Linked DNA regions of Homo sapiens: region 1 is linked to region 2. The links are chromatin contacts, found by Hi-C or POLR2A ChIA-PET in ENCODE. All regions are on one chromosome and are shown on one strand. The core of a region is the stretch at or near the end of the contact, and the rest is flanking DNA. Distances in the headings are between cores, read along the strand shown. Region 1 overlaps TRAF3 (TNF receptor associated factor 3). Region 2 has its middle 17 kb from the start of TNFAIP2.

Region 1 (2,727 bases), core at 82-2,581, 240 kb after region 2:
TCCCTCCCAGCTCTTCTCCCAGGCCACAGCACCTGTGCGGGGCCACAAGGCTCCCATGGACATCTCCTCTGCAGCCCTCGTATACCTCGGGGGCCATAATACAGAGGGTCCCTGCTTCCCAGAGAGGCCTCACCCCTGTAAGTGCAGGTCCCACGGGACAGGTGGCCCTGCATGGCTGCCACAGGGTCTCAGGTTTAGGATGCCAGAATCATGCCCATGTGGCCTCATCTTCCCTTGGAACGTCTAAAGGCCTCCTACCCTGCTGCTGGGTCTGGGGCAGAAGCACAGTCCTGTCTCTGTGGCTGCAGGGGGTTCCCCAGAACGACCCCAGGGTCCCAGGAGAAGACTCCCACTCCTCAGACCCCTCCCACCTGGATGGTGGCAGGAAAGGGCCCCAAGGCATGTCCTCAGGCCCTAGGTGAAACCCAGTGGGCCGATGCTGCAGACGCAGGGGTCTTCCCCCTCCAGCTCCACACTCAGGCTGCCAGGCCCCAGCGAGGGAGGCAGGAACGCAGAAACCCTGCCACGAACACACGAGGCTGCCAGTAACCAGGCCTGACTTTATGCTACTTCATTTAACTAATTCAGAAAGCCCTTTCCCAAAACACACAGGCTGCTCATATTTGTCACTACCTGGAGGGGTGGGAGCTGTACTCCGCCCTGGTGGCCCAGTCTGTGTTAAGGGGCTGGAGTGTCCACCTGTGAGATGAAGCCAGGGACTTAAAGGGTTTTCACTTCAAAAAATGATGTGCATTTTCAAGCAGCTTGTGATGGCTGGAGAGTTCAGTGCTCAATGCAGCTGTGGAATGACTGAGCCACCTCACAAGCTGAGGGCCACACCGGGTGCTCGAGGGGCGGGCCCCAGGGCCCCCTGAATTCACTTCTCCTTTTGGAAGTCTATTTTTAAACATCTAGGTTTCAGCACCTTTGCTGGCTGTTATTAACCACAAAGACACAAACATGACAGGTCTGGGTGGCTTTTTGGGCGTAAAAGCAGTGTTATTCTTCCTGTTCTTTCCAAGAAACATGATATTAGTTAACCTCTAAAAAGTAAGGATAATTTCTCTAAAGAACACCTCTTTCCACTGTCACTGTCCCTTTAAACTGACACTGTCACTGTCCCTTTATTTTACACAATCATACATGTTCAGAAGGATATTTAATTAGCTCACCAAGTCTATTTGCTGGGGGACAATACCACTGACGACACTGAACATCCAAATACACGGCTCCTCTAGTGAGCACCGGAAGCCTCTCGCATCTCCACCTTCTAACACGCACACTGAGCTGGCAGGGGTGCTCGCGAGTGGCAGGGGAAAGTTAATGAAAACCTGATCAACAGAGGTCTGAGAGACGCCCTTTGTAACTTAGCAAACCCCGAAATGAAGCATGAGTCCCAGGCAGGGTGGCCCAAGACAAGCTGCGCCTCACGCTGAGCCTCAGGCCCCCGAGGTTAAGAGGGGGATGGCACCGAGCCACCCCTCCCCGCGATTGTGCTACGCAAGGGCACGCCTGACCTCAAGCACAGAACGGGGAGTCTCCAGCAAGGACTCCCCCACACAGCAGGGGCCCCCGAGTCAGGAACACACAACATGCGTGCACCGCATGCACAGACCAGCACGACTAAATAAAAGGCGTCTCCATGAGCAGCAAGGGAACTCGGGCTATTTTTAAAACAGGCACTTCATCTGTATCAATGGCACCATTTCAAAGCAGAACGCAGAGTCACATCAAGTGTTCTCTAAAACGCAGCAAACGTGATTTCATCCTTGAAGAACGGTCTACACTCAGTCACTGCAGTTTCTATAAAAAATAAATCTCAAGTGCAGGTATGGAATTGTACAGAAAAAAGACTCCGACACAGAGCTGAAGAGACAGACTGCACTCCACATCAACAATCCAAATCAGAAGGTTTGCCTTCAGGGAGCATCAGCCCGTGAGCCTTATACACTTGCATGCCAGGGCTGCAACCGTGTCACCTGCTGTGATGCCTCACTCTCAGGCCACTGCGACCCTGGCACACAAGCCCGGCGCTGTGAGAAGCCCGGTGGTGCCGGCAGCCTGAGTGAAGGCCGCGTGGATGGACGTCCCTGCCTTCTGTCCCAGTGCGTGCTCCTCTACGTGTGCCCTGTGGACCCCCTGACTGTAAGAACCACCAGTTCATCTAGTCCACTGACACCAGAAGCCTGGGTCATGCTCGCACCTATGCTATCTTCTTTTTTTTCTTTGAGACAGTCTTGCTCTGTCACCCAGTCTCGAGTGCAATGGCGCAATCTTTGCTCACTGCAACCTCTGCCGCCTGGGTTCAAGTGATTCTTCTGCCTCAGCCTCCCGAGTAGCTGGGATTACAGATGCCTGCCACTGCGCCCAGCTAATTTTTCTATTTTTAGTAGAGACGGGGTTTCGCCATCTTGGCCAGGCTGGTCTTGAACTCCTGACCTCGTGATCCACCCGCCTCGGCCTTCCAAAGTGCTGGGAATATGGGTGTGAGCCACCGTGTCCGGCCTACCGGCCTAGGCTGTCTTTTTTTTTTTTTTTTTTTTTTTCCGAGACGGAGTCTTGCTCTTTCTCCCACGCCTGACTGCAGCGGCGCTATCTCGGCTCACTGCAAGTTCCGCCTCCCGGGTTCACACCATTCTCCTGCCTCAGCCTCCCGAGTAGCTGGGACTACAGGCGCCCACCACCGCACCTGGCTAATTTTTTGTATTTTTAGTAGAGACGGGGTTT
Region 2 (2,700 bases), core at 140-2,639:
TGATGGGAGAAGGAACCATGGACTTCAAGCCTCGGCTCCCAACTGTCACGGAAGCAAGGAGTGTAGTAGTTTTGCTTAGTTTCCTTTGCTTGTTTTCACGTGTTTGTTTCCACATGCCAACCATTTTCCTGTTTTCTCTCGCTGGCATCTGTATTGTACACACAATTTTTTGGAGGTTAGTGTTACCATTCAGTCTTCAGGTAACAAGATATTCAGTGGACTGTGGTTGAATTTGTGGTGTAATTAACAGAGCCAACAGTGGCTACAGTAACCATTGGCACCTTGTCCTCACTGTCTCCTCATTTTGGAGACAGCGTGAGTGCATCTTCACTTGTGGGAAGGATACATGTATTGCATTTACTGGAATTTTTAGAAAAGGTTAAACGTGTGTAAAAGGGTGCATATGGAAAGCAACTGCCTGCTATCCATCTACTGCCTCTGACCCAAGCCCATCTTTCACTGCCCTACTTGGGGATTCTGGAACTTTTCCCTCTCTCCTGCTGGCACGGTGCTGTGCACTGTCAGTAGAGGGCGCTGGAGAGACAAACAAGGAGGGAGGGGGGTTTCTTTTCACTTGTTTATTGGCTGCTCACCTGCACAGCCTCCCAGGACGGCTTCCCCCGCCTTGCATAAGTAGCTTTGCAGCAAGTTCTGAGGCACAGCACCTGGCTGTGCATGGCTTACCTGGCATCTCAGGAGGCTGCGGGGTCTCACTGCAGGGATGGTGGGGGCATGCATGGGGGGCATGCATGGGGGGCTGAGGGGCTGCAAGGCAGCACAGGGTCAGAGGATGGGAGTTCTGGGGGCGACCAGGGACTGCTGGGTATAGCAGCAGTCAGTATGGGTATCGCCCATCGGTATGACTTCTCCCTGGCAAGCCCCTCCCACGGCTCAGCTATCATCCTCCATAGTGATCGCCTGACAAAACCAGAGTCTTGGTTAAACTCAGCCCTGTGATTACAGTCTGCACCTCAGCGCTGAACTTGGCTTCACGCCAAGTCACAGGTTGCTGATGAACCCACTTCAAAGAGGCGCTGGACATGGCTGGTTGAGCCTACCCCTGAGACACTAAAGTATTTTCCTCCTCTCTCCTCCCATCTCCAGCAACACCACTTTCATTTTCTCAGTTAAATGTTCAGTTATAAAATGCTAATAATATAACACATTCACATGCCTCATAATGAAAATTTACAAGCTATACGGCCAAATACCTCCTTCCTAACTTCTGTCCCCATCCAACCCTGTTCACCTCTCTCTCTCTCTCTCTCTCTCTCTCTCAGACACACACACACACACCACAAACTCTGCTCTGCACTGTGCTTTTTTCCACTTAACGTTATGTGTCCTGAATGTCAACATGAGAACAGAGAGAACTTCCTCATTCTTTTTCACCGCCACATAGTACTCCATTGTTTGGGTGCACTGCAGTGATTTCCCTGGTGTCTGCCGATGGGCATTTAGGGAGTTTCCAGTATGTTGCTACTGTAACTGAAGTGACTAGTCTGGCACTCAAGTTGCTTTGCATAGCTGGTAGAGCATGGATAAGGTACATTCCTGGAAGGAGAATGGCTGCCTCACAGGTTCCTGCATTTGTCAGCCTGACCCGGAAGCCCAAATCACCCTCCACAGGGGCTGTGCAAAATGATGCCCCCAAAGCAGTGAGCGAGAGAGAGGGCCTGGCGGCCGGCAGCCTCGCACACAAAGTGTTGTCACTCACCGGGGTATTGGTCACTCTAATGAACCACATGCCCATTCTGCAGACATCTCAAACTTTAAAAAAAAAAAAGATTAATAGAAGATTTATTTAGCAAAAATACATATAGCCATTATTGCAAGACTTAAATGAGATGTTAAATGTTCAACCCAATTTTCTTTCCTGGATAAGTTTTTCTTTCATATCCCTGTCAGTTTTGAAAACATAATACCAGAAGAAGGGGGGCCCAATTCCACAGAGAGCTCCCAAGAGTGAGTTTCTGGGAGTGAGTCTGAAGTTGAGATAAACCTTTGCTGATCTTGCTTACGTTCAATGCATCTGGGCAGCGTCTTTGATGAGCCCTGGCGGTTAGGCTGGTGGCACTGAAGCAGGCCTCCAGGGTCTCCTGTTTAAGCAGGATTTTAAGGCCAACCCTGCGGCTTGCGCCTGCTGGGTTTCTGGAGATGTGTCATATTCGGCTGGGTTGAGGGTCCAGGGCAGAGTGGCCAGGCATGAGAGAAAATACTTTGGGTCAACACCTGTGAAAAGAAGGAAAAAATAAAAATAAAAAAAACACCAGAAGAATACTTTGGGAACAACATCGTGGTGACACAGGGCACAACTGCGAGTGCGGAGGGACCTCTCCCCCTGAACTTGACCAAGCGCTTCCTCAGCCCTTTCTCCCCTCCCAGGCCCTCCCTGTCCCTGGAAGCAGCCTGGTTCCCTCCCGGTCTCTTAGAAGCCCCTGGGCTGCTCTTTCCCTCAGCCCACCGAGAGCTCGCTCCATCTCACTGCACGAGGGGGCCCTCGCTGCCGCCCTCATCTCTCCCCTGGGGACCCCAGCGCCCCCGAAGGGCAGAGGGGTCTTTCCAAGCCATAAATCCCATGAGTTGAAACTCGCGTCTCCAGCCCCTTCCAGCCCCGCTCCCCAGCTGGAAGGAGCCCACTTACCGGCCCCCTCCTTCCTCCTGCGGAGTCTCCTGTCCAGGATCCCTTTTCCCCAGTCC

The links. Hi-C counts contacts between places; a loop is a spot of excess contacts on that map. ChIA-PET counts read pairs that join two places held with the same protein, here RNA polymerase II (POLR2A). Pooled maps may share reads with other maps.
Region 1: a map with no recorded cell type shows a loop between it and region 2 (7-fold over the local background). The contact joins two enhancer-like sites. A Hi-C loop is called at or near these places in 1 of 37 single-sample maps with no recorded cell type and 2 of 50 pooled maps. POLR2A ChIA-PET finds 5 or more read pairs at or near these places in 3 of 52 experiments (OCI-LY7, activated B cell and naive thymus-derived CD4-positive, alpha-beta T cell).

The regions. Positions count from the first base shown.
Region 1 is chr14:102,900,000-102,902,726 of GRCh38, reverse strand. The region is part of intron 10 of TRAF3 (TNF receptor associated factor 3); the gene reads right to left. Among named protein-coding and RNA genes, the nearest start is that of AMN, 21 kb to the left of the region's middle. RefSeq lists enhancers at 794-1,223, 1,542-2,041, 2,042-2,543. Within about 2 kb of position 1,331, at least 7 of the 41 ENCODE cell types and tissues checked have a DNase peak (open chromatin) inside an H3K27ac peak, as active enhancers do; they include OCI-LY7, where a contact is called at or near this core.
Region 2 is chr14:103,139,205-103,141,904 of GRCh38, reverse strand. It overlaps the pseudogene NDUFB4P11. Among named protein-coding and RNA genes, the nearest start is that of TNFAIP2, 17 kb to the right of the region's middle. RefSeq lists enhancers at 1,459-1,508, 1,539-1,588. Within about 2 kb of position 1,389, at least 3 of the 41 ENCODE cell types and tissues checked have a DNase peak (open chromatin) inside an H3K27ac peak, as active enhancers do; they include OCI-LY7, where a contact is called at or near this core.